Linked DNA regions of Homo sapiens: regions 1 and 2 are each linked to region 3. A link is an interaction called in ENCODE POLR2A ChIA-PET data of the cell type or tissue named here. Cell type or tissue: MCF 10A. All regions are shown on one strand. Each heading gives the region's core, and the rest is flanking DNA. Links, peaks and the distances in the headings are about the cores only.

The links. ChIA-PET counts read pairs that join two places held together with the same protein. Peaks named below come from ENCODE experiments on the same cell type or tissue, not always from the same donor. Only the 100,000 strongest peaks of a DNase experiment are listed, where the experiment ranks them.
Region 1: POLR2A ChIA-PET joins it to region 3 with 35 read pairs; 2 of 35 experiments call an interaction of 5 or more read pairs at or near these places.
Region 2: POLR2A ChIA-PET joins it to region 3 with 13 read pairs; 2 of 35 experiments call an interaction of 5 or more read pairs at or near these places.

The regions. Positions count from the first base shown.
Region 1 is chr3:189,904,374-189,915,576 of GRCh38, forward strand. No RefSeq gene overlaps it. Among named protein-coding and RNA genes, the nearest start is that of MIR944, 80 kb to the left of the region's middle. In MCF 10A, for the core only: no CTCF peak of the experiment used is centred there; DNase peaks (open chromatin) are centred at 4,448, 4,938 and 5,438.
Region 2 is chr3:189,303,445-189,314,647 of GRCh38, forward strand. It overlaps TPRG1 (tumor protein p63 regulated 1), which reads left to right. Exons shown (of 6, transcript NM_198485.4): 5 at 6,942-7,095. Among named protein-coding and RNA genes, the nearest start is that of TPRG1-AS2, 68 kb to the left of the region's middle. RefSeq lists an enhancer at 4,474-4,533. In MCF 10A, for the core only: no CTCF peak of the experiment used is centred there; DNase peaks (open chromatin) are centred at 5,337 and 6,337.
Region 3 is chr3:189,839,695-189,844,694 of GRCh38, forward strand. The region is part of intron 4 of TP63 (tumor protein p63); the gene reads left to right. Among named protein-coding and RNA genes, the nearest start is that of MIR944, 12 kb to the left of the region's middle. In MCF 10A, for the core only: no CTCF peak of the experiment used is centred there; DNase peaks (open chromatin) are centred at 137, 1,997, 3,387 and 3,727.

The DNA of each region.
Region 1 (11,203 bases), core at 2,358-7,357, 67 kb after region 3:
CTATCTAACTTTGTCACTAATTTGCCCTTTAAGTCTAATATTATCTGATGCTCCAACCAATTCTATTTACTCAACATTCCCAGCTAGAATGTAATCTTCACAAGGCAGGTTTCCTTGCGTTGTTAATTGATGAAGCCTACTGTAGCCTTCACTCAATAACTATTTGTAGAATTCAACAAATCAGTTCTTGAATTTTCAGGTATCTGTGCATTTTCTATGCTGTTCTCTTCAACAGAATGCTTCGACCCTACTCTCACCCATCTCAGTCTACCTCTTCTTGTCTTTCAAAAATTACCTCAAACATTACTTCCACAACAAAGCTTCCTTGATTATCTACCACTGGAAAGACTTTGTAGGACTTAGATGTGTTTCTGTTTTCATGATAGATATGAACGAACTTGGCTTCTCAGTTTGATCGTCTTTTTTTTCTCTTTTTTCTATTTCTGAATGTTAAAAAGCATTTTAATTGTTGTGGGGGCAGAACATAAGCAATGCCTCCCCTATCCTCCAGGGGATAGGAAATAGGAAGAGAAAAGGAAAAAATATATCTATATCTATATCTATATCTATATCTATATCTATATCTATATATATGCACACACACACACACACCACTATATAATATATACCTATATAAAACCCTCAGCTATGGCCAATGATACCACCTGTCTTTCAAAAATGCCTTTTGAAAATCCCAGGTTCTCCTTGATACAAGAATGCTCATTCTTTCTTCAAACCCCCTAAAAATGTATCTTTTAAGGCAAGCTACCTGTTCTGATTGGTAAATGTGTACATTTTGAGTGGTCTGTGCCCATTCTCTGTGGGTTGTTAAGTAGTTTGAATATAACCTATGCCTCTATGGATGTCACCACAATCTGCTTCGTGTTTTCTGTTTTGTAGTCATATATCTCTTGACAGTTGATCCTGCACAGTTTCTAGTCCAACCCCTAAATAAAGTTCTTAAGACATAATGGGTGTTTAATGAAGGTTCGATGGATTATTATTTTAAATGCTAATAAATACTTTGCAAACAGGAAAAACAGGTAGTATGTTTTGCTTTTTCTGAATAGCTTTCAGTGGAAGGAAGTAGAAAGGTAAAAAGATACTAGATTGGTATATTCAAAATTTATTTTCACATATATATATATATATATATATATATATATATATATATATATATATAAGGTTTTCTTTCAGTCACACTAGATCTGGCATCAGCTGTGGTTCAGCTCCTGTCTAGAAGGGACAGAGCTTTGCAGTTGGGGTAACTCCTAATTCTTAGCTAGGAAATAACCCCTTGGGATATTAGAGATCTCAAAATGTTTTACTACTTTCATTTGAGAGTCTAAAGCTCTATTAAAACCTACTCTAGCTTCTCCTTGATTGTCCCTTGATTTACTAGTGACATGCTTTCTACTGAAGAAAGAGGATTTTGTGGTCAACAAACCACACCCTAAGCTCTATGATGTGAAATGGAAATTTTCTAGTATACATAGAATTTATACTTTTAAAAATATAGAAAAGTTTAAAAAATAATTGATACATGTCCATATACCTACTGCCCATAAATTATGATTAACACTTTTTCATATTTACCACAAATCTATGTATCTCTGTGCTTTTCATATAAGTCAAACTTAACAAAGTAAATATCCCCTTTATCGCCTACCTATAGGTATACACATCTTTCTCTGTTACTTCCCTGCATTACCTGGGGCCAGAATTAATCTGCACCATAAGTTTAGAGTATTTCCTCCAATCCATTATCATTTTGCTTTCTATAGTACAGATAAGTAAATTTCATAGAATTGGAATAATAATATACATATATATATATATATATATTTTTTTTTTTTTTTTTTTTGAGATGGAGTCTCGCTCTGTCACCCAGGCTGGAGTGCAGTGGCATGGTCTTGGCTCACTGCAACCTCCGCCTCCCAGGTTCACGCCATTCTCCTGCCTCAGCCTCCCAAGTAGCTGGGACTACAGGCGCCCACTACCATGCCTGGCTAATTTTTTGTATTTTTAGTAGAGACGGGGTTTCACTGTGTTAACCAGGATGGTCTCGATCTTCTGACCTCACGATCCGCCCGCCTCAGCCTCCCAAAGTGCTGGGATTACTGTCGTGAGCCACCGTGCCCGGCCAGAATAATAATCTTAAACATAACAGTTGCCACGTTAAGGTTTTTTTTTTTTTCATCCAGTTTCTCTGCCTTCATACAGTCAAGCTAAGTGATGGAATTGCCATGTTATAGATTGTATTAGGCTTCTCCAAAGAAACAGAACCAATAGTGTGTATATGTATATATATATATATATATATATATATATATATATATATATATATATATAATGAGAATTGGCTTGTGTGATGATGGAGGATGAGGAGTCACATGATCTGCTGTTTGCAGGCTGGAGGACCTTGAAAGCAGGCAGTGTAATTCAGTCTGTGTCCAAAGACTCAAGAACAAAGCGAGAGGAGGAGGGTGTTGGTGGATTGTGTGCATCCTTGCAGGGAACTGGGAATACCGATGTCTGAAAGTCAAGAAGATGATGGAGGTTGCCGCTCAAATAGGGGGCAAATTTGTCCCTCCTCCACCTTTGGCTCTCTTCAGGCCCTCAAGGGATGCCACCCACATTGGTGAAGATGATCTTCTTTACTCAGTCTACTGATTCCAATGCTAATCTCTTCCAGAAACATCCTCACAGACACAATCAGAAATGTTTTTCTAGCTATCTGGGCCCATTCAAGTCGACATCTAAAATTGACTGTCACACAGATGAAAAAACAGAAATTCAAATATTTGAAACAAATTACCTAAGGCCACGCGGAGATTAAGTAGAAGCAGCAGGATTGAAATGCTTTTTTTTTTTTTTTTACTTCAAAGTTTTGCTCTCCCCTTTGCATCGTGCTGTACCTTCTAAAATGATTGACTAAAACATATGCCAATACTACTGAGCTTGGAAGTCCATAATTTTTAGTGGTACCAGTCTCCATGAATTATTCTTTGGAGCAAGACAGATGTAAGACTTATAGCCCTTGCCCTTCCTGTGAGCATGGTTTAGAGTTTGGGAGAAGGTAAGGATTCATAAACAAACATGTATAAAGTGTTTCCAAGTGAGACTGCAGTATGAACTACTCGGGAGAATCCCAGCGGAAGAAAAGATGTTTTTGATCAGAGAAATCTGGAGAAATATCAGAGGAGAAGAAGCATTTGGACTATCTTGTAGAATGAATATCACGGGCAAAGCCATAACGACATGGCAATGTGACGGTTAAGTCAACAGACCTCTTCGCTAAGCTAGGAACATGAATGGGGACTCACAGCTTTACATATGACCAAAAGTCAGGAAAGACAGGCCACTGTACCTACTTTGGGGATTTTTGCCCCAGAAAGGTTTACAGAATTTTAGAAAAACTCTGTTTTCTTGGTACTCTACAACTCAGCTAAACATCTAAAACTCGCTAGTGTGGCTAGCCACCCCTCATAATATTTAGACAATTGCTCAATTACCCCTGGAGTAACTTGCAGGTTTTACACGAAGACATGTGGGAGAAGCAGGAAGGCTCCAATGCCTTGGGGTGAACAGCAAATTGTGAGTTTCCTAGTTTTCTGTTTTGTGGCTAGCTGATACAGGGACCATTCATTGTCCACAGAAACACTGGATACTACGAGAGAAGAATGAAGTTGCAGAATGCTGACCACAGCGAACTCATAGTGACTGCTTTTCTCTACAGATGGGGATGCCGTTACTCAGATAATTTGAGTTATTTTCCTAAGGTCGCAAAGTCAGTGATTGACCTCCAGTGACTTCTCATGTCTCTTCTTCACACCCTGTGCAATACTCTTCCTGGCATGCCATGGTAATAACACTCCTACATGTTTCTTTAATTTTCTTGCACAAAGCATGCTCCAGTTTAGCTTCAGCCAAGCAAGAGCACACTAGGAGGATCCTGAGAGTGAAATTTGTTCCCTAGAATATTAGGTGAAGAGTGCAACCTGCCTTCACTGTTCAGGTCCTATAAAATACAGAGGCCAGTTTGTTTTTCTCTAAACCTCTTAGTGTTTGGGAATTCCACTGGGGTCTCTAGAAAGAGTGCCTACCTTGGTCATCTGATGCCATTAGCTTGTGCCACTGCACCCATACACTGCTGTTTCTAGATTTTCAACACAAAGATACAGAGAAGATACAGGGGAAGATGACTTCTGTGGGCCCACTTAGAGAGGTAGTCCCATCAAAGTTAGCAAATACCTACGTTCTTCAAAGACATTAAATAGTCATGCTGCTCCAATATAGCCAAAAGCACACTTTTTGGAGCAAAGTTAATCCTACTGAAACCACCTTCAATTAAACCAAGCTCTAGGGGCTAAGAAACAGAAAAGTGAATTAAGCTTCAGTGACTCAGCTCCTCCTTCCTCCCTGCCTTTGTCTATCAGCCAGGAATGTGGGGAGGAAGTGAGTTAGGGCAAATCTATGCTTGAGCTTCACAATGCAAAGAACCAGGATCTATACACACCCAAGGTGATTTTCCTACAAATGCTATTTCTTTACAGTAAGTCTCCCCTAACACTTGGCTCCAGTGAGTATGAATCTTACATTTGCAAGTCTGGAAAGACCATGAATGGAAAGAAAGGCATGGATGCCCATGAAGAGTAAATTAAGGTGTGGCCATAGTACTCTCATTGGCAATCACACGAACTGGATGATTTACTAATTAAGGTTAGATTGCTTACCATCGGACCCAGAAAAAAATTCATAATGTACAAGTTATTTAATAACAAAGTTCTCCATGAAAAAATAGTGACAGAAACAGGACAGGAGAGAGGAAGAAGCCACACAAGCAAGAATACAGTGTCAAGCAAGGTGGGAGACAATAGCTTCAGCCTGAACTTGACACTGAACTATGAAATGTCAAGTTTCCCAAAATAGTCTCAACCTGAGGCTGGGAAACTTGGGATGTCATAATCCTGTACCTACCGATCATTGGTAAAGGGCTCTCCCAGGGACATATAAACTCTTAGGAACTCTCAGTTTCCTGTGTGTTCCAAAAATCCCAGGGGCAGTCATCGAAAAAGAACCATCACAATTGCTGGCTGTTGGAAGTGAAACATACCAAAGCCCAGGGAACATACTTAAGAAAAAAAAATTATCTAGAAAAACGTGATCTTAGAATATCTAAACCTTAATCCAATAGCATCCTATCAGCTACATTTCCCAATTTTTTAAATTAATATTAACAAGGGGATCTATATTTAAGAGAGTTACCTTCATTTACTAATTTACAGACATCGCACTAATGCTTTCATATATACTCTATGATACAGCATGGTGGTTTTACATATACTATATGGCATTGCAAGATCACTGGAGTTCAACAGTTCCAGGTTTAAATTTTGACTCATCCATATTTTAGCTGAGTGACTTTGCTGAAGTTGCTTCACCTGTCTATGATTCAGCAGGTAGGTCAGTGCCTGTGAGAAAGGAATGAAATAAGCAAGTACAACCTTTAATAACCCAGTCATGGCACATGACGAAGTCTCAGTAAATACTTGTTATGAACAATGATAAGAATAATAATAATGTTCTTTATTTATTCATTTATACAACAAATATTTATCAAGTACCTTCTATGTGTCAGAGCCTCTTCGAGGACAGGAATTACAGAGGGTTTAGTTAAAGACCCTGGCCTCACAGAGTTTATATTCTAGCAAGGGACATAAACAATAAGCACACAAATAAGTATTTAATGCAATGTCAGTTACTGATTAGCACAATAAAAAAAACTGAAGCAAGGCAAAAAACAAAACACAGAATGAGTGGTAGAGTGAAAGATGGAGGCTATGATTAGAGATGAAATTCAGGATATCAATGATTAGATATGAAGTCCAGGAATTCCTCTCTGGGTAGAACAGCAGACACCTGAATAAGTGGAAAGGATAAGATATCTTAGGAGTAGAGTTCCAGGAAAAGATAACAATGAAAGCAAAGACCCTGGGAGGGAATATATTTGTAATGTTAAAGAAATAGGAAGAAGCCCTGTATGACTGCAGTTTTGTGAGGCAGGCCAAGAGTATTAGGAGACAAAATCAGGGACAGTGGCAGAGAACAGACTAGATCACATAGAGTCAAGTAACCCAAGGTAAACAGTGGAAATTTCATTTAACCTGACTGATAGAAAATTATTGGAGGATTCTGAGTAGAGAGGAACAAACCTGGTTATGTTTGTAAAGAGTACACTTTTGACTATATGCTGCCACAGGGCATGGGAGCATCTGTGCAAACCACTTTCGAGGAACAGACCTGGAGCTCACAGAATCCTCAAGCTCAGTGAGCAAACCAAACTAATAGTAAACATAGGTTACTGGTTCATTCATGTGTCAGTATTGTCATTCAGACAATAAGAGTAATTTTCTCTAATAGTTGCAAATCAAGTCCACATAAGCCATCTCTAATATAAACATAAGGTTACAAATGCACCATCCGGGTATTCTTTACCTTTAGTCTGTAACTTTAATTTTTCTGCCTTTTAGTGGAATAGTCTCTCTCATTGGAATAACTGTTTTAGGATGATCTTATATAACTGTGCCTGATTTGCTAGAAGCAAAATTACATACTGTAGGGAATTTATTTTTTTGAAATATCCTGTTTCACAGAAACTCCCTCCATTCACACACCTCTGATGGCTGCCTTTTGATTTCAAATTAAAGCTCAACTCTGTAGCTGAGTATTCCATACTTCCTCTTCCCTGAACCAGGTAGAGCACTCCAACGTGCCTTACCTATGTTCTAACATAAGAGAACCACCTGCCCTGACACAACCAGGCTTCACTGTCCCTCAAACATACCATGCATAATTTTGTTACCACATAACTGCTGATTTATTTTATTTGCTTAAGTGTTATATTTCTCTCAAGGCCAAGTTCAAGTCTCATCTCTATGTGGGGCCTTTCCTCACTAGAAAACCTCAATGATCATTCTCTCATCTGAACTACTTCTGCAGTTGTTAGAGTTAGCACATCATCTCTGGGATTATCACTGATCTTTTAAAGAATACATCCTTATAGGCCATCTGTAAACTTCTAAAAGATAGTGATTATGTCTTACAAATCTTCGTATTCTAGAAACTCTGCATGTAGCACTTGACTTTCCCATAGATAATTCAAACTCATCATGGTTCATTCATGCTGAGTTCACACTGCTTTCCACCCCCAGCACACCTACTCTTTTTTTCCTTTTGTAACGTATATGAACCTCACTCCACAAACGTAAATGTGCAAGAAATTTACCTTTCTTTATTTTTATTAAATATTGACTTAATTTCTATTTCTTTTTTTTTTTTTGCACCAATGTGGTAAAAAATAAAAAGCTTCTAGGTCAGTTCAGGCTTTCTTCCTTTTTAAGTTCTGGTAGGGCGCCTCAGATCCACTCAGCCAACTGTCCACTCAGCCATCTGTCCACTCAGACATACACTAAGGATTCCATAATCCCATCAGCTCCTTAGTCATTAATCCACTAGTGTCATTTCTGGAAGGCTTCTTTCTCTCATCGCCATGGCCATTCAAGGCCTGCAGCTCTATGTCAGGCTTAGAAGCATGGGAATCTCTCTGGTGCTGTTTTGGGCTCTTCCTGCCTAGGCTTACATGCAATATGGACATATTAAAGTCTTGCTACTTTCTTAAGGCTCTGTTCTTGAAAAAAGAAGCAAGACTCTTCTCTCCAGTATCTACCAATACCTATCTTCTCATCTCTGCATCATAACTCTGTCTTTCCAAGTGAGGAAAGCTTTTATGGTCTGGAGGAAGCCAACTCTCATCTTTCAAATATATTTTTTCTGCCTAAATTATTTAAGCTAACCTTAAATATTTATAACCAAACTCCAGAAAAACACTAGCAAGTAATTTTGTAACTGTACTTTGAAAATTTCTCTTTTTTAAAGCAATAATTCCTGATCAACCACTACTTTGATTAAGCAGTATGGGAACATATAGATAAATTACTGGGAAAAAATGATTATGGGTTTAAAATGTCATCCAGCAACATTTACTTTAGTAATTAGCATAAATGTATACTTCTCATCTACCTAATCCATTAACTTGGTAGTCAACTTAGACTTCTTTCTCTTGCCCATCTCCATTGGTCTTGTTGTGCATAAACCAACACCAAAGAGAACCCTTTGGTGTAAAATTAGGTTTAATGGTAACATTCATGCCTAGACAATTCTGCTTGAGAAAAGCAGAATGAGTGAAATAATTCAAAAGTTCAAAGTAGGTAGGGTTAAACCATAAGGGAAAAGAAATAATATGTGCTAGAAGTTCAGTTGAAAAAGAAATAAATTCTTTTGTCTTGTCTTCCTTAAGTTTCACCTCCCTGCCTACATGTTCTAGGTATTCAGTAGTCATTTGTTGTTAATCATGATAATGACAATGGTGTCCATTTGCAGCTCAACTTGTAAGTTTATTTTTCCTTTTAAAGCAGCAATATGGTGCTTTTTTAATAATAGAGAGCATATTATCTTTCTGAAAGACACTTATAGTCATTCAGGTTGAGAAGTGCACACAGGCACAACATTCCAAAGTTATAACTTTTACTGTAGCTATCATAGCCTTGTATATTTAGGACAACAACTGAAGTAAAGGGTCTTGAGAAAAGGACAGCATTTTATAATTAACACATAGCTACCATATGAGCTAGGGACTATTCTTTCCCCTAAGTATCAAAGAGCTCTCTAATTTGGTCCTCAAATTTTAGTTTTAAGAACCACCTGAGCTCTTTATTTCATTCATACATTCTTTAAAAATATATCACGGTCATTATTTATTTATTTCATTTTTTTTTTAATTTTTGTTTTTGACAGGGTCTTGTTCTCTGTGGCCCAGGCTGGAATGCAATGGCATGATCATGGCTTACTGTAACCTCAAACTCTTAAGCTCAAGCAATCCTCCCGCCTTAGCCTACTGAGTAGCTGAGATTACAGGTGTGTGCCACCACACTAGGCTCTAAGGCTCATTATTTAGTTAGAAATAAAAAAGGCATGACATCAAGGACCTGTAGGCCTCTTCTTTCCTTAAACAACCATCTACTAATATATGCAAAGCATGGTATTAGTTATCCTCCTGGGAAGAACCAAAATAAGATTACAGAAGTATATCAGACCTAGTCCTCATCTTCTGAAAGTTGACATTCTAACTTATGAAATAACACAAAAGCAAATGGTTACAGTACAAAGTGATGAGAGCTGTAACTGCTGCCCGTCCAAAATGCTGAGGAAATACCAAGAAGGAAGCAACTAACTCTACCTTAGGGATTAGGAGAGAGCCTCAGTGAGGAAGTCAGGATTGGGACTTCCCAGGCAAAGAAGAGAGGGAATGCTTCCCAGTAAAAGGAAATAGCACATGCCTGTTTCAGGGAAGTAAATAATTCTGCTAGAAAATATTAACTGAGTCTGTAACTTGGGGTACAGAAGTGTGGAGAAGACAGATAAAGCAAATCTGGTAAGACTGGCTGGAGTCTGGTAAGATTATGGAAACTTGTTTGTCAGGACTTAGAACTTGATTTTAAATGAATATGAAGGAGAGAAATGCAACTGTGTAAAGAAGAAACTTCAGATGGTGTTGGGAAGATCTGAGGCACTCTACCAGCTGAGTATTAAAACTGTCTATTTGGCAGCACTGTAGAGGTGGGTTGGAGGAAAGCAAAGGACAAGTAAAGGGCTAGTCCAGGTAGGACTAGGACAAACCTAACTTCAGGAATCTCTTAGCCATCTCTGACCTTGCAGGACATCATGGAAAAGCTCTAATCATCTTGACAAGAGTCTAATTCTAAGACTCCTGTTGTCTCCACAGCACCAAGCAGCTTGTGGTAACAAGTTTCTGTATGCCACCCACTTCTGAGGTCAAAAAAGAATGAAGGTGTTTATTTACAGTCCCTTCATTATTGCCTCTGATAGAATTGTGCTTCTTTCTTTCAGAGCATTTTTTTAAATTTGGAATTATTCTTTCATAAGTATGATTATTTGATAAATGTCTGATGAATCTCACTAGATTATAATCTTCAAAATATTAAAAGTGGTGCCTGTATTTTGCTCATCACTGTCTCTGGAGGCTAGCAGAGAATCTAGCATATAGTAGACAATCAATAAATGTTTGCTGAAGAAACATTGACTAAAATATTGAGAAAGTTGATGTAATAGCATGCTACTTAGAAAAATGTTTAGTGGTTTTTTTTGAAATGATAAAATATTCAATTCGTGATTTACTGTTTACTAGATAATTTTTTTGCTGTTTATAGCCAAATTTTCTCTTCAATATTGCATGTGTACACTAACTTTGTACCTATTAAATTTCAGGTCTGAAATCCACTTAAATTGGGAAGTAATTTGACCAAATTATTTAATTCTCTGGACTTTATATCCCAAGATAAAGTAATATCTTCTGTAACTAAAGGGGACTTTTTTAACCTAAGGCAAACAATTTTTCAATCATGACTTTACATTTGATGAGATTCCATTGAGAAACTCTATGCATGTCCTACTTCTAACAGGCACACACAAAAAGAGACAGTCAAAGCACTTCATTAAAGGCAGAAAGATTAAGGCAAAAGATTACACAACAAAACCACCCACATTCAGTTTTGCAAGTCTAATAGTCATCCTGAATCATCACCCTAGAGCGGCCTGTATTCCGTTCCAACTCGTGGCTTCAGCTTACCATTCAAGATGCAAGAAAGTAAAATATTAATATTGGTGACCAAAAAAGCAGGTGTGTTTCTCTTTCCTTAGATACTCTTAGCCCTGGAGGCAGCAATTGTTTCTTGATTTTTAGTTAGTAAATATACATCTCTTGGGAGGTAATTAAAGAACAAGCACATATTTTAAAATCACCAAAGAATAATACTTGATCGTATTTCTGGCAACCGAATCACTGACTTAAGAATCTCAGAAACTAGTTTTTAAATAAGCTTTACCCAGCCCTGGCTCAGCCCCATAACAATATCCTCCAGTTATTCATCCTTTCCTTTATCAGGCTCTTCTCTCAAACTACCCTATTTTTCTCTTCTTGTACATTTGTTCATGTTGTGTTCTTAACCTAAAGCAATGTCCTTCTCCTGGCAAAGTGTGTGCTCCAATGCTAGCCTACCATGTTCTCCCTCATCATTCTAGGAAAACTGTATTATTCCTTTGTCTGCTTCCCTACAGCATGTGG
Region 2 (11,203 bases), core at 3,364-8,363, 530 kb before region 3:
CTTTATTTTATAAGGAGGGAATTGGCACATCAAGAAAAGTGCCCAGTCTAAACCACAAAGAAAGTGACTATAAATGCAAGGATTTGAACCACATTTTTTTTTGACTACCAGTCCAGGGAGCTTACTACCATAACATGTAACACTCTAAAAATGGAATAATATGACATTCAAATTGACAGGCATCCTAACTTGGTCTGTAAACTCATTCATTCACCTTCATTAAACAAAAATTCATTAAGTGGTTTCTATGTACCTGGCACTGTAAGCAGCCATGTTTATTTCAGCATAAATATTTACTGCACAAACACACATATATTCCAACATTGTGAGTCATGAAATCTTAGGTTGGACCTTTGGTTTGGAAACTTTGTCTTCCTCTCTTCAGCCATGAACATGACCACCTCTAGGACAAGCACATTTAAAGTTTCCCAAGCAGATAAACATCTCTTTTAAGGACTTTCAGTTTGGGAGATTCCGTGACCATTTTTGGTAACCCTTTTTATAATTATTCACTCTCACTTGATCTAAATTCTGCTCTTGATTTAACCTCAAGTCTTTTCTTCTGCAGGTTAAGATCACTTTTTTTCACCTTTTAGGAGAGGAATGTTCAGGTCTTAGTATCCTTCTGAGAATTTCTCATATTCATTAAGTTATCCCTTGGGTTAACTCTTGTTTTTTTTTTTTTTTGTCTAACCAGCATAACACAAATTATTCTGGTCTTTCAGCATAGATCTTAATTTATTGGGGGTAGAAAAGGATCTTACAAATGATCTAGTTTTAACTACCTGATATTACAGATGGATCCCCGGAGCCCGGAGAAGTAAAAGGTTCAAGTTACCCAGTTGAATAGTGGCAGATCCATCTTTTGAACCCAGGCCTTCTAATTCTCACTCAAGGTTTTTACAATGACACCACAATGCCCCTGAATCTTTTTTTGATGAACATTGCCGATCTGCTTTATTTATTACTTACCTCTGCCTCAAGTAATATAACCCATACAATTTCTTGGTTACCCTTGCCAGTAAGTGGTTAATCTCACTGAGCTAAAGGCCCTGGAAACTTCTGGGAGGGAGCCAGGTGAGCAAAGAGAGCAGATAAAGGCAGCACCTGCCGATGGGTTTGGAACAGCCTGGGGACATGGAGAGAATGTAAACACATTCTGCAAATCTTATTGTCTGACTCTGTGCCAGCGTCTTTTGGGTTCTTGTCATGGAAAATATTTCCTCTGAGGTCATTCAATGAGCAAAGGAGCATTGAATACCCTCCAGGGTGCCAACTCTGTCCCTGCTTTTGTCCAGATTAAATAAGCAAGAGACTAACATTTCATGGGCCTAGAAGTCTGCCTTTCAACAATACTTGCTCTAAGGTAGGGGGAAAGGAGACATTAAGAAAATAGATCATGTTGTTCTGAGTTGCTCTCTCCCCATCGCCCGCCCGCCTCCTCCCACTCACAGCCTCCCTCTGTTTGCTCACCCATACTTACAAGCACACGCCCTGCGTTTAGAGCAAGAGTTAATGTCTGTGCTTCCTCATAAATCTCGGTTTGGTGCCTCGAGCTATGTTTTTAATTCTGTGGTGGAGCTTTGAGATTTGAGATGAGTAGAAAGGAGGGGCAGCTGATGGAGGTAATAATGAAAGCTGCCATCTTTCCTTCTAGGGAGCTAGGTGTCCTCATTCAGTTTTGCTAACAGGTAGGTTAGTGCCTTAACAGAGACTCTTTGGAGGCCAGGGTAGAAGGAGAGTGAGAAGTCCAGGGAGAGGAAGCCAGCTATGTTGCCCTATGCAAGAGGACCTGTGGCTTCTCTCTGAAGAAAGAAGAATGCACGGAATGAGTATATTAACTCAGACTGAGGACTGACTGGCATATTTTCTAGCTCAGCTAAAAACAACTTGGAGGAGAGGAGTCTTTCCTGTCAAAAATAATTTATTCTCTTACAAAGTTGGTTATCAAAGAATGTGTTTCCTTCTTCCAACCTGTAGCTGCTTTTTGTGTTGTTAAGCCATATTTGTTTTTCATGACTGTGTGCTTTGCCACTAGTATGAGCAGTTTCTACTGTATAAAACTCACCCCTTCAGCATGTCTTTGCTTTTTTTGTGTGTAGAAAGCAAAACTTCTATTGGTCTGCTATGATGATTTAAAGTAGTAATTGCTCTGGTCTTCTATCCTGCCAACAACGGTGTTTGAGTAGAACTCTGAATCTGAGTCACTGAGTGAAACATGTAATTAACATGACTAAAGTAAGAACTGTGATCTTTGAAAACTCTAGTCTCAGTTACATATCTATAAAATCAAAGAATTGGAAACTGACCTCTCCAAAAGGCCTTCCAACTCAGATAGTTTAGGATCCTAAACATCCATGACTATTACAAACCTTCTTCCACCAAGTCCTTATGGGACCCTTCCCCTGCCTCTGCCTCTTTCTGGGAGGCTTTGGAACTTACTAGAAGTAAAGAGTACATTGTCCTTCTTACTTCCACTACTGTGGGAATGGAGGCCAGATCCAGCTGTTTTCCTTGAGGATAGAAAGTGGGAATAATTGAAATAAGTGATCCTCTATTTCTGAAATGAGACTTGCAAGTTTCTATTTGTGCTTTTTGAGGTCTGGGAACAAATTGATAGTAAAATCGGCTCATAGATTGTCAGATCATGGGCTTACAGAGTTCAGGCACTGAGTCTTATTCCTTTCTCTATACCCTGCATAGAGAATGTGCTAAGAAAATGGTGGAATTGAAAATGGAGAACTTTGGAATGTTTTAGAGGATCAGCTCTGAGGTGATTTAAAAGATTACTTTTAACCCATCAGAAAATATAATTAAGAAGTTAGGCTTATTCAGACTGAAGAAAAGAGAATTGAAGAGCTTATTTAAGCTATCTGAATGGAAGTTTTTCTGATGGATTTAGATTCAAGTAGAAATCTTACATATGAAAACATTGATGGAAAGCAGAAGCTGACACATAAGAAGCATCCTTGGACCCGGATACAGGTGGAAGAAGAGGTATCAATAGGTGAAGACAAGCATAAAACATCCCAATACTTCCTCTGTGCTAGAGATTTGCTTCTCTGGTTTTGTTTATGTCCAGTGATTCTGGTGTTTTTCCTTTCCCTGCCCCTTTTTTAAAATTACATTTCACTAGTGGTTCTTGACTTGATGATCTGATTAAGTCTGGTGATATTCTTTAACTTATTTCCTGTAACTACATCTATGTCTTCAAAAGTAGCTCAAAATTACTATATGGGTTAAATAAAATAAAAAATATAAGATCTCTAACAGTACAGAGTGGGTAGTATGGTTCATAGTAGACACTCAATATATGCTGGTGGGACAGTGCCTTACAGAAACAAAACTTTTTATCATCCGTTATCCTCCTGTTTTTCACAAAATTATTGTGACCTACAGATCAGAAAGGTGGTGTGAAATGCCCAAAGACACAAGCTAGTGAAAGTCATGATTTATACCGAGTATAATTTCAGAAAGAAAACTTCCAAATATTTATTTGCTTGATAATTTGATGTTGGCAACCTTTACTTAGGACTTTAATTAACCCATCATAGCAGCTCAGTGAGAAAGACCCAGTCTTCTTCTTCTTTTTGTTTGAGACAGAGTCTCGCTCTGTTGCCCAGGCTGAAGTGCAGTGGCATGATCTTGGCTCACTGCTACCACTGCCTCCTGGGTTCAAGTGATTCTCCTGCCTTGGCCTCCCAAGTAGTTGGGATTACAGGCTCCCACCACCACACCCGGCTAATTTTTGTATTTTTAGTAGAGATGGGAGTCTCACCAAGTTGACCAGGCTGGTCTCAAACTCCTGACCTCAGGTGATCCACCCACCTCAGCCTTCCAAAGTGCTGGGATTACAGGCGTGAGTCACCGCACCTGGCCAAAGACCCAATCTTCTCACCCTGACAACTTAACTTGTTTGTAATTGTCTCCTTCACATCCAGTGCTTCCTTATTTTCCTATAGTCTCAAAATTGCTCATATTGAGTATATTTAAGAATGCATAGTTTGTTTTGAGACAGAGGTTTTCTTCTGATAACTGACTGGGATCCGTAGGCAGGCTTTTTTCACCCATGAATGATGACAGCCTCCTCAGAGCAATTCTTTTAACTTTGTGTCTATTGGAAATAAGGCTATGTTATGCAATAGCAGGGCTTTAGCTTTGAATATATTTTGTAGCCTTAGCCCAGAATGGTGAAAAGACCCCTGAATGAGGTCTCAGGAAACCAGGACTCTTGCCAGTTCATCCCTGTCTTGTAGTGATGCTTTGGGAAAATTCTGGTACTTTCTGAGTCTCAGTTTTTTCCATCCACAGAAAGGAAGCACTGGGCTATAGCTTCCAAGAGCCCTTCTAGCTCTGACATTCTACAGTTTATAAACCTTATCTGCATTTCCACTGAGAAATAGCTGATTTGTGCTTTTCCATGTTTGTAAAATGTTGTGGTAGGTCCTGAAAGCCTCTTGGAATGATAGGATAGTACTTGCTGTGACCTTTGCAGTAGAGGACTTGTTCTGCTCAGTGGGGCTAATTAGATGCTTCTGAACTAGAGAATTCATACCCCAAGACTGCTTATGGATGTTGTATGTCTGCAACCAGATGATCGTTACTGGCATCATGACCACCTACACTATTCACACAGCATGACTGAGGTCATGGAATGTCTCGATATAGAGATTCTAAAGAACAGATGAGGAAGTCCTGTTTTTTTCTAAATATGGGAAGACATATTCAGAAGATTCAGAAAGAGAAATGATTCAGATTCAGAAAGAGAAATAAGCTTGCCCATAGTCACGCAATGTTAAGTGTCAAAACCGAGACTGTATCACAGGACTCCCGGACATCCAGCTCACTGCACTTTTACTCCACTCTGTCGCCTCCCAGGATTTCTTTCATGTGAGTACGTTACTATTAAATAAAGTATTTCTGGTCATAAAGGCATCTGCAGTCTCCACGATTGTTCTAATGGTGTTTGACAAAAGAGAAGATGATCGTCTTTCATAGCACTGTGATACTAACAGCTTTGCTGGATGGCCTGAGAAGCCCCACCCTTGGAGTGATAACTTAGCTTCAGATTAATCTTCCTAGTTTTCACCTCTGGAGCTCAGGAAAGAAGGTTGGCTGAACTTGCATATTTGGAAGTATACTATATCTCTGAGAAAGGTCCTTTTTATAGTCACATTGACTGGTTATTTAGAAATAGGGTCCCTCTTGAATTTCATGCTCAAACTTCATTTGAGGTTTCCCTAAGGTAAAAGAATATAATGTGTACTTATTAGGCAAGCTCTCTTGGCAGATTTTCATCCCCTTTGGATAAAAGCAAAATTGCACCCAGCACATAAATTGACATATGAAGCAGTAAATAATTCCATTGTGCAAGTTGTTTTAATGGACTCAATCCAGAATGCTCCATTTACCAGCACTCATAGAATATTCATTGAGTTTAGAGTTTATTGTCAGGCCAGAAAAAAAAGAGCTGGGGGATAATAAATGCCAGTATACTAGCTGAGAAGGAGAGGGAGAAAGAAAACTTTAGAGGTATATTTTTCTTCTATTTTTCTATTCTTCTCAATATTTTTCTTTACTCTGTCTTTTTTTTCCTAACTCTGTCTTTTTTTTCCTATATACTTTTTTTTTTTTTTTTCATTTTTCTTCTTGGGCAAAGGATTAAGTACAAAAAAAAGTTGGGTGTCAGTTTTCAAATATAATCATCAAAAATCTGATAACTGGCCAGCAGAATGTTTCAGGGACTTTTTTTACTTTCCTTTTGTGAGAAAAGTTCAGGTATTAACCAGTTGGGGAGCGGAGTGTTATATGCATTTGTGTGAAATTGTGCTTATACCATCTCCACATGGATAAACATTCAGAAACCATAACAGCATTCCCGAAGGAATCCTTCCTTAATACAGGAAGTGACAGTTTTGTGAAGGCACCACAATTAAGCTCTGGTTTTTCATTCCAGAAATCCCAGGATTTAATTTTTAGACAAAATGAGACATCCGTGAAGTTCCATAGGGCTGTTTAGAATTACAGGCAACTTAGTTTCCAAGCTTGTCGAATGCAGGGCACCTGAGTTTGGCTTAACCTCCGGGCATCTCTTTGCATTCAGAGATACCTGAAACCACAAATCATAAATTCTGATGGACACATGCAAAAGAGGCCTCAGAAACACGGTTTTGTTATTCAATGTGGCCACACTCCTCTACCATGAGTTCTCTCCCTGTTATCTCAAGCTTACTTTCTCTTGCTCTGCACTTAGGTTTACCAAATGACCAGGCCTGGGCTATGCCAGAGTGGCTTCCTCCCACATCTTGTGGATTAAGACTGTGAACTTAACAGGAGGGGCAGGCACAGTCTTTCTACAAGCTTTGACATGTTTGTTGCTGCAATTTCACTGAATGGAATGTGTGCAGAGAATAGAGGACAATGAGATTCAGAATCTGAAGTCGCAGAGCATTTTGAATTTGTCAGCGTCCCCCTCAAAAATCATGTATATTCTACCATTTAAGAAGTCCCATGTCTTTTCTCAGTCAGTTATTGCTTCTGTGGAAACTGTTATTGTCATGGCAGCTCCTTTCTTCTTGAAACTGTCTCCCACCTGAACTGTTCTGTTACTGTTCACCTCTTTGATACCTCCTCTCTTTCTCTTTTAATTCTTACCATCAGAATCTTGGTGTGACATCAATATCCGTATTTCCAGCTCTAGCCACTGTTCTGAGTGTCAGACTCACATTTCCAAGTAGGTGTTTCCCATATAGAATTCCTCCAAACACCTTGAATTTCCTATTTTTAAAACCTAATTCACCTTTTTCTTCTCACCCCCTAAAATCTTTTGAACAGTTTAACTAGTTGGGAGTTAATATGAAGGCTGACTGATGTATTACATTCTATTTTTTTTTTTTTGGAAATGGAAATGACTAATCTAATGGAAAACGCCTTTCTTGTAGGAGACAAGGAGAAGGCCTTAGGATCTACTGGGGGAGTCCGGAGGAGCAGTCTCTTCTGTCCCGCTGGAACCCATGGTCCACTGAAGTTCCTTATGCTACTTTCACTGAGCATCCTATGAAATACACCAGTGAGAAATTCCTTGAAATTTGCAAGGTAGGAGGCATCTTGGGTATTACTCTCAGATTAGCTTTGTTGCTGGAGCTATGTGCTTCTAGGGACGTGTACTCCTAAACAAAACAAAATAAAATAAAATAAAATAAAATAAAATAAAATAAAATAAAACCAGCAATTTATATAGACAAAAACGGTAATAGGTTTATAATTTATTTTAGTAAAGAGTCAAACTGTTTTTATATGTAAATATACATTATATTTATATATAACATGCTGCTTTCCGCTTGCTAATTGCATGCATTGCCTACATGGTGTATATACTTTCCCACATATAATCACATTCTAATTATTTTATTCATGGAAGTGTGGAATAGTATAAAGCATAGTTCGATGAGGTTCTATGGTCATGCTCGATTAAGTCACTTGTCTTTCTGAGACTTGGTAGTCTCACGTCTAAAATGAAGATAATGAGCACTGCCTTTCCTCCCAACCTCACTGGACCATTATAAGGTTAAATAGAATGATGTGTGTATAAATACTCCATGAAGTGTAAAGCTATTCACAATTTCTTTGTCTTTAAATTTCATCTCATCAAGCAGATATTAGACTTATTTCTAAAGGGAACAGTTTTCTATTATTCTCTCACCTCCCCCAGGCATCTAAAGCAGAACGGGGGCATTCTAAGTAGTCAAGAAGGAAAACAGCTGGAGCTGAAAATGTAGTGAAAGATCAAACTTTATATTTTCAATAAAACCAAATATACATATGAGTGCGCTTATAGACCTAGAAATTCTTACCTTCTCCGTCCTTTTTATGTTTACTTTTATATTCTGTCATTCATTTCAGAATATTACAATTCTTTATTTGCTATGAATTCAAAACTTGGCAATCTGTATGTAAAGACTTTCTGTGGTTGATGGCATATATTACATTTCTTGCATTAAACATACCTATTCGTGCAAGTGTAAATATATATGTATGTGTGTGAAAATATTTTAACTTGATAGGTCCTGGGGATTTTAAAAAGAATTTGAGGCAACATATATTTGATTACAGGCTAGATGGAGTCTTCATTCCCCCATAATACATAGATGAAATGACCTCGAATCACATTATTCTCCCATGAAAAGTCAATGTTCCTCTCAAGAATTATGCAAATGTCCTCAGGGATTTATAGTGTCACGGTGTCCCTCAGGCTCCAAGCTGTTATTGACACTAAACTAGCTTGGTATATGGATCATGTTGCCACTCTTTATGGGACACTCCTATTTCAAATTTCTCAACCCAAGCCTCAGCATCAGCCCCTAGCCTGACTCTTTACCACTGAAAGCCAACAAAACAAAACAACCAATAAGAACAACCTAACACCTATTTGAAGGCAAGAATATGAGAACAGACTCACCCAGGGCTTCAGGGGGACAGAGTGGGAGTTTGCATCATGCTCTTGCCGTGAACTTCAAATGCAATATCAGACTTCTCTGTTTCTAGAAGTTCTTATTAATAATAACACATTAATGCATTGTTCCATAATCTTCAAACTCTGTTTCAAAAATTATTGTTAACAATGCAGAACACTTTATGTTTCTTTCTTTCTTTGTTTCTTTGTTTCTTTCTTTGTTTCTTTCTTTCTTTCTTTCTTTCTTTCTTTCTTTCTTTCTTTCTTTCTTTCTTTCTTTCTTTCTTTTTTTCTTTCTTTCTTTCTTTCTTTCTTTCTTTCTTAAGACGGAGTCTCGCTCTGTCACCCAGGCTGGAGTGCAGTGGCACAATCTTGGCTCACTGCAAGCTCCGCCTCCCGGGTTCACATCATTCTCCTGCCTCAGCCTCCGGAGTAGCTGGGACTACAGGCGCCCGAAAACATCTGTTAATCCAAGATAAAGAGCTTAATAACCTATTTTCCCAAAGACATTTTCCTGCTTTAAAGGACATCTGGTTCCGACCATTAAAATAATATATATTTTTGAATTAGTAGTAATTGTACTTTATTGTAAATCAAAATAAATACTAACTGCCTTAGTTGGTACATCCATCATTTCCTGGGCCAAGTCTTCTCTTATTCCTCATACCTTGTGCATTAGATGGTTATTCCCTGAATGCCCTTTGCAGGAAGAAGTTCAGCGTGAGGAATTAAAGAACAAGTTTTATAAACTGCAGAGAAATAACACTGTCACATTCTAACATCTGATTGTGCTTTATCTTATTCTGTTATATATAAATACAATCAAATAATGCAAAAATAAAGATGAAAAGTAAAATATCAAAGAGGGTATGGAATATTATTTTCCAAATACCCACAAATGGAATTAATAGACTAGAGCATTGGATTTTGCCCTAGCCTTCCCAGTAGCAAAGGCTGAACAGGAAATTGATGTTCATGTAGCTCTTACTGGATGGAAGTAAGAATAACAGGTGGGAGGCACATGCACACACACGAACATGATAGACGGTGAGTTGGTTGGTTGACTTTTAGCCAATCAAACTACTTCGCGGATCTGTTAAGTGTATTTCCTTTAAGGCTTTTCTCCTTAAATTATTATTCCAAAGCTTTTTCTCTTTTTTTTTTTTTCCTTTAGCAATAGTCTGGCACTTTCATTTGCCAAGCTATTTCTTATTCAAAGGCCACCCAAAGTCCCAGCTCTCTAGGAAAACAAATGATCTCCATCTGGAATGTGAGAGGATGAGTACTTTGATCCAGGTTTTTGTGTCTTATTTTCTCTTTTGTTGTTGGTTTTTATGTCACAATATTATTTATGTTTAGGACATTTTCCAAGATTGGCTTTGATTAAGACCCAGTTATATCAATGTAAAAGAATAAATAAGAAGAAAGATAATTTGGGGGATCTAGAATTTTTTTATGTTAATATTTTGGCAAAAACATGAGATTTTAAAAGGGTTTAATAAACTGGTTTTTCCATCTCTCTGATGAATGAAATAGGAAAAAAGTAGAATATGGGGAAAATGCATAACTAAATCAAAAACTGAAGCAATTTAATTCAGTTTAAGAAAACTATTGTCTCACGGGGAGGGAATAACATAGAGCTGAGTTATGCAGTCAACACTTTTAAATTATTTACAATCTAATGGAACAAATTATTATTTTAAAATACATGAAAATATTCAAACTTATTCTTACCCAGAGTCATTTCTTCTACTGTATCTAGAATCTCTTTATTCAAGAGATTTTCTAACACCAACAAAATGCAGGTATTATGATTGTTGCTGAGGATACCAACAGAAATGAGACAAGGTTCTTGCCTTTGTGGAAGGCAGTGCTTAACAGGGGAGGCAGATAAAAATGCAAATATTTTTAAGAGTTCTAATTAACTGAAACTGAAGTTTGGATCAAGCAAAAAGGAGTAGAGGTACATGAGAGTATGCAGAAGGTTCTTAGATAAAGAGTAATTTGGTTTAACTGGAGTTTAATGTTACATAGTCCCCACTGTAGTTATAATGGCTTAGATAATAGATATAAGAGCCTAAACTAAGTTCGGAGCAGTAGGAAGGGAAAGAAGATGAGGAGATTTTGAGTTATTCAGGAGAGAGAATTAATGAAAGCAAGTAACTGACAGGATATTGAAGATGATGAAGAAGTCAAAGATGACAAGGTTTCAGGATTGGGTAGATGGTGATTCCATTAATTTGATTGAAGAAAACTGGAAAAAGTAGGTTTGGGGACTCAGCTTATGACATGTTGAATTCGAAACATGTTGCATTTCTGTAGAACTTGGGGTAGGGTTGGTTGTCAGGCAGTTAGAAATTTAGGTCTGAAGCTCAGTACAGAAAGCTGAACTGGTGATATAGGTTTGAGATTACACAACATTGGGCCAAAGCTGAGTAGTCATGGGGCTGGTGGGTCAGGAAGGTACCCAAAGAAAGAGCATTAATGGATATAATTACGTTCAAGTTAAAGTTTACGCTATGTCTAAGTCTGTTAACATTTATTGATAAAATTGCTGTAAAGTTTATACAATGCTATGTCAAAATATACTATTCCCATCTCACTAACTCTATACCACTTCCACATCTGGCAGATATGGTGGTCAAATGGCCTTTTCCCAGACAGTCTTGCTTATCTCCCTGCTTCACCAAACTTTTCCAATCTGTTCACATACATAGTTTGTGTTACTCATATAAAACAATGTGAAAGTAT
Region 3 (5,000 bases), core at 1-5,000:
GCAATCGTGATAGCTGCTGTTCATCAGGCATTTACCCTGGACCAAGCACTGTACCCTGAATATCATGTGGCTTTTTCTCCACACTCAGGACAAGCTTGCAGTGGGCAGTAGTATTATCTCAGCCTTGAAATGAGTCACACAAGGTTTTGCAGCAGAGAGAACTGTCCTCTTTTTCAGCCCTGTACAGGGGAGGAGCAAGGGTGCTGCAGTGAGGGGATCTGGAGTTGAATCTGGCTTAGTAGCTGTGAAAGATTGGGCAACTTATTTCACGTTTAGGAGTTTCAATTTACTTAACTGGCAAATGGAATAACAATGTCTACTTCACAGCTTACTGCGATGATCATATAAGACATAAAGAACTTAGCGAAGTGCCTAGACTGTAGATCACAGTACGTGTTAGCTTTTTGTGTTTTATACATCAAGCGTAAGTCTTATTTTTTACATCTGTCATATTACCCTTTCCCCAGTATTCAGAGTATTTGAGTGTATACGTACGGGTGGTAAGTGTTGTTTTTCATTGAAAGTGCAGATCCTAACTTTTTTTTTCATGCAGTAATCCTCAAAAAGGTAGACGTCTACCATAATTCAGTCTATTGCTCCAATTGGAGGATGTACAGTTGTTTTAGGAGTTAAGGAATTGAGTTTTTTCTTTTTTGCTTTTCGTCTTTTTTTTTTTTTTTTTTTTTTTTTTTTACAAATTCTTTTATTCTTTTCTTCTCCAAATTCAGGCAAACAGTATTAAACACTTTGTTTTAAAAATAGATTGTGTACGTGTGTGTGTGTGTTTATGAGAGAGACAGAGAGAGAGATGGGAGAGGGTGAGAATACACAGTAAGGACTTGGAACATATTCTTTGTGTGAAATGTTAAAAAATTGTTCACGGTGGCTGGGTGCGGTGGCTCACGCCTATAATTCCAGCACTTTGGGAGGCTGAGGTGGGTGGATCACGAGGTCAGAAGTTCAAGACCAGCCTGGCTAAGATGGTGAAACCCGTGTCTACTAAAAATACAAAAATTAGCCGGGTGTAGTGGCAGGCACCTGTAATCCCAGCTACTCGGGAGCCTGAGGCAGAGAATTGCTTGAACCCGGGAGGCAGAGGTTGCAGTGAGCCGAGATCATGCCACTGCACTCCAGCCTGGGCGACAGAGCAAGACTCAGTCTCCAAAAAAAAAAAAAAAAAAAAACAACTATTCAAGGTTTCCCAATAACCTTCTTGGGCTTTGAAGCTAGAGAGCGCTTTGGAATTCATGCTCCATTATATGTGTGTCTTAATGCTATATACTGTTGTAGGTCAGCAATATTTATATACATAAGTTTATATATATGTATATATAGATCTTTTGTAAATAGAGGGTGGATACTTTGTCCCCACCTTTTCCCATCCTAGCATGCAGTATAATGATTTGAACACGGCAAGGACACCACAAAGGCACAGGAAGACATCCTGCAATGTACATATAGTATGTGCCTTATGTACAGTAAGGGCCCTGAATTTAAAGTTAAAACCTAGATTGGAGAATTCTAACTTTGTGTTATCGTGAGCAAAGTAGTTTACTTAAGTCTCTGATTCTGATTCTTCCTTGACAGAAAGGGAATACAGGTGACTTTCTTATAGAGTTAGCTGAGGATTAAATTAATAGCTGTATGAAAATGCTCTATAAACTGTTAAGGACTATACAGATGGGTGAGTGATGGTGTCATTTATGGAAATCAGTAGATGCCATTACTCTCCATACTGTCGATACATAGTCTCCCATTTCTTCTTATCAGACTGGCCTACCTAGTCTTCCGGTAAAAAGAATATCCCGCAGATACAAATTACCATTACTGGAACAGAGGACTCACTTTTAGAGCAGATGTACAAATGAAACTCCAAAACAAGCCACAAATCTACCAGGAAAGAGAACCAATATGTGTGGTATTATATCGCCAAGGATACCTGAGTCATTTCATAGAAATTGAGCTGTGAGTGCCTCCCAGAATGAATGGTTTCTGAACGTGTTTCTGTTAGGAATGATGCAACCTTCAGTAGAGACCAGAGATTTAAGAATTCTATACTGTGAGTCATTTTAAAAGACAATCAAAGAGTATGTGTGGAAGCATAGACAATAACTTTCACCTCTAGCGTCCAGGTGTTGAAGGAGGTCAGCTACCAGGGAAGGACTCCTACGACTTTGGGTGCCACTGCGTGAGGCTTTGTCTTGGACCAGGGGGTAAAACATATCTCAGGCAGGACGCTGAGCTCTAGGTAGGGCTATCGTTTTTGTAGAAGCGTGACTTCTTGATACAACAAAGTAAGAGCTGAGGAAGGAACAGGGAAAACCAGTTTGGGCCCAGAGGGGAAAGAAATGATAGTGTAGTAGCCCGCGGTTTTGCAGGCAGTTGGGAGTAGCAAGCCACCCTTAGGGGGAGGATAATGTTTTCTCTACCTTAAGGGAAAATGATAGCTGACTTGCAGAGCAGTGTGCTGAGACAGACATGCTGCTACTGCAGTGGAAGGGGGTTGCAACGTATTGTCTTCTGTCTGGAGAGAGAGAGAGAGAGAGCGCGTGTATGTCACGTCTGTGTCCATAAAGCTCTCCGATCTGCCCACCAACCCTGTCCCCCACCAATAACATCTTAAAGAGAAGAGGTACAGGAATGTTTTACAGTGAAAAGATTACAGGGCTGGAAATTAGAAGCCACAAGTTCTAATTATGTCTCATTGCTAACTTCTGGTGTGATATTTTCTCTGGGTCTCTCATTTATCGGGGAGTTAAACTAGGTATGTCCAGTAGGGGTGAGGGGTAAGAGTTCTCTGCCCATCCAGGGTTTCTACTAGAAGAATTTTGACTCTACAGATAATTGTGTCTTCCTGTATTGCTGAGGAATGTCCAGGTTTGTTTTATTGAGGGGCAGGGGAGCACATAGATGTCCAGTAGTCAGGAAGGTGGTTTGCAGGCCTTTAATCAGCACTGAGAAGAGGGAAAACTAACTGCAGTTCAGTTCTCAGTTCCACCATTCACTGGAGTGCTGCTTTCAACTTTTGAGCTCCTGTTTCTACACCTCTAACGTATCAGTGTCATCTCACCCTGGCCTTTTTCTCATGATGGTCGTGACTTTAGGAAACATGTAAGAGTAAGCCGACCTTAACACGAGTACCTGCTGTATGACAGTCACTCTGACAAATGCCTCCCAGTGTCTGCTCTGTGAAGGTAACTGTGAATGATATTACTGGTCAGGTGGGGTTGACAGAGGTGGCCCTGGCAGGAGACACTAAATGAAAGGTCATTTTACCCTCCTGGGGAGATAAAGTTGCAAAATTACCGATCAAGTCTGTCAAATCTTTTTAGACTGGGTTTCCAAATCCATACCCTCAGGCAACTAGAACAAGGCTGGCGAGCTCCACCCCCGCCCCTTCCCAAGGTGGGTGCCAACATGCTGCCCTTCAGCAGGGAGGACACAGCTGCCTCTGGGGCCAGTGCCCAGGGCTAGCCACAAAGCTGGCTATGGCCTCCCCAAGAAGACCCAGGACACATTACTCCCTGCAGAGGTTTTGCTGCTTTGTGGCACGGTCTAAGTGTCGCCCCACTCCCACCACCTGCCAGGCCCAGTGGGCTCCTGGCTGGTCCTCACGGTAAGTGAGTAGCAGACAGCCCACCTGCTTGATGTCAACATTTGTGGGCGCGGCCCGGGAAGAATGTGCCGCTCCCAGCCTCCTTGGCTCAGGTAATTAATCCCCGCAACTGACAGGTGGCAACAGGCGGCCCTTTGGCTGGAGCCATCAGGAAAAGTGCTTGGAGGAAGGATTTTTTTAAAAAAATGATCAAGAGCACAATTCGTACATGTCTGGCAGCTAGACGGCTGTGGCAGGAAGGGAGGCAGGGAGAAGTAAATACCTTGCCAAGACGACTGTGGGGCCAATGTTGGGATCTGCGTCTGCCTGATCATTGTGATAGATCCAAAAGGATATGGTGGCCTTGGACTTGTTTGCAAGCTCACTTTGCAGAATTCCCCTTCCTTTGATGTGGATACAGTCTTAAAATGGAATGCCTCATTTGTGAATCAAAAAATCCGGGGCCAAAGTTGGAGCCCCAGAGGAGAAATAATTTGCCCAAGATGATGCAGTAAGTCAGTGGGCAGGTAGAGGACTAGAAGCCAAACTCAATGCCTCTTGGCTTTGTTTCCATGATTCACTGGGCAATATTTACTGCCCCATTATACACATGTAGTTTAGAAATAGAATGACAAAACTGGGGTCCTAGTCAAAGGAAGGATGATCAGTTGCCTCTTGAAAGATATTAGTGTTTTCAATCTAACCACTTAAAGCTGACTTCTCAAGAGAATGCCCCCACCCCAACCCCAGACCACCTGTACCCATTCACCCCCCCTACTTTTTATTTTTGGTAGTTCGGGACACTGACTATCAGAACACATTGACCTGATGTTTATTAGGATGGATATATTAAAAGCCATTGAAATGAACACTTTTCCTTTTTCTTTTTTTTTTTTCTTTGAGACAGAGTCTCGCCTTGTCTCCCAGGCTGGAGTGCAATGGCATGATCTCAGCTCACTGCAACCTCCACCTCCTGGGTTCAAGTGGTTCTCCTTTCTCAGCCTCCCAAGTAGGTGGGATTACAGGCACGCGCCACCACGCCCAGCTAATTTTTGGCACGACCTCAGCTCACTGCAACCTCCGCCTTCTGGATTCAAGCGATTCTCCTTTCTCAGCCTCCCAAGTAGGTGGGATTACAGACATGTGACACCACACCCAGCTAATTTTTGTATTTTTAGTAGAGATGGGGTTTCACTATGTTGTCCAGGCTGGTCTCAAACTCCTGACCTGAGGTGATCTGACTCGGCCTCCTGAAATGCTGGGATTACGGGGGTGAACCACTGCACCCGGCCAACACTTTTTAAACATTACATTTTTTAAAAAATAATATCTTTCTCGATATGAAATTTAAAATGTTTTTCAAGTGAGTTTTTTTGTAGAGGACAAATCCAAAGTATAGTATATA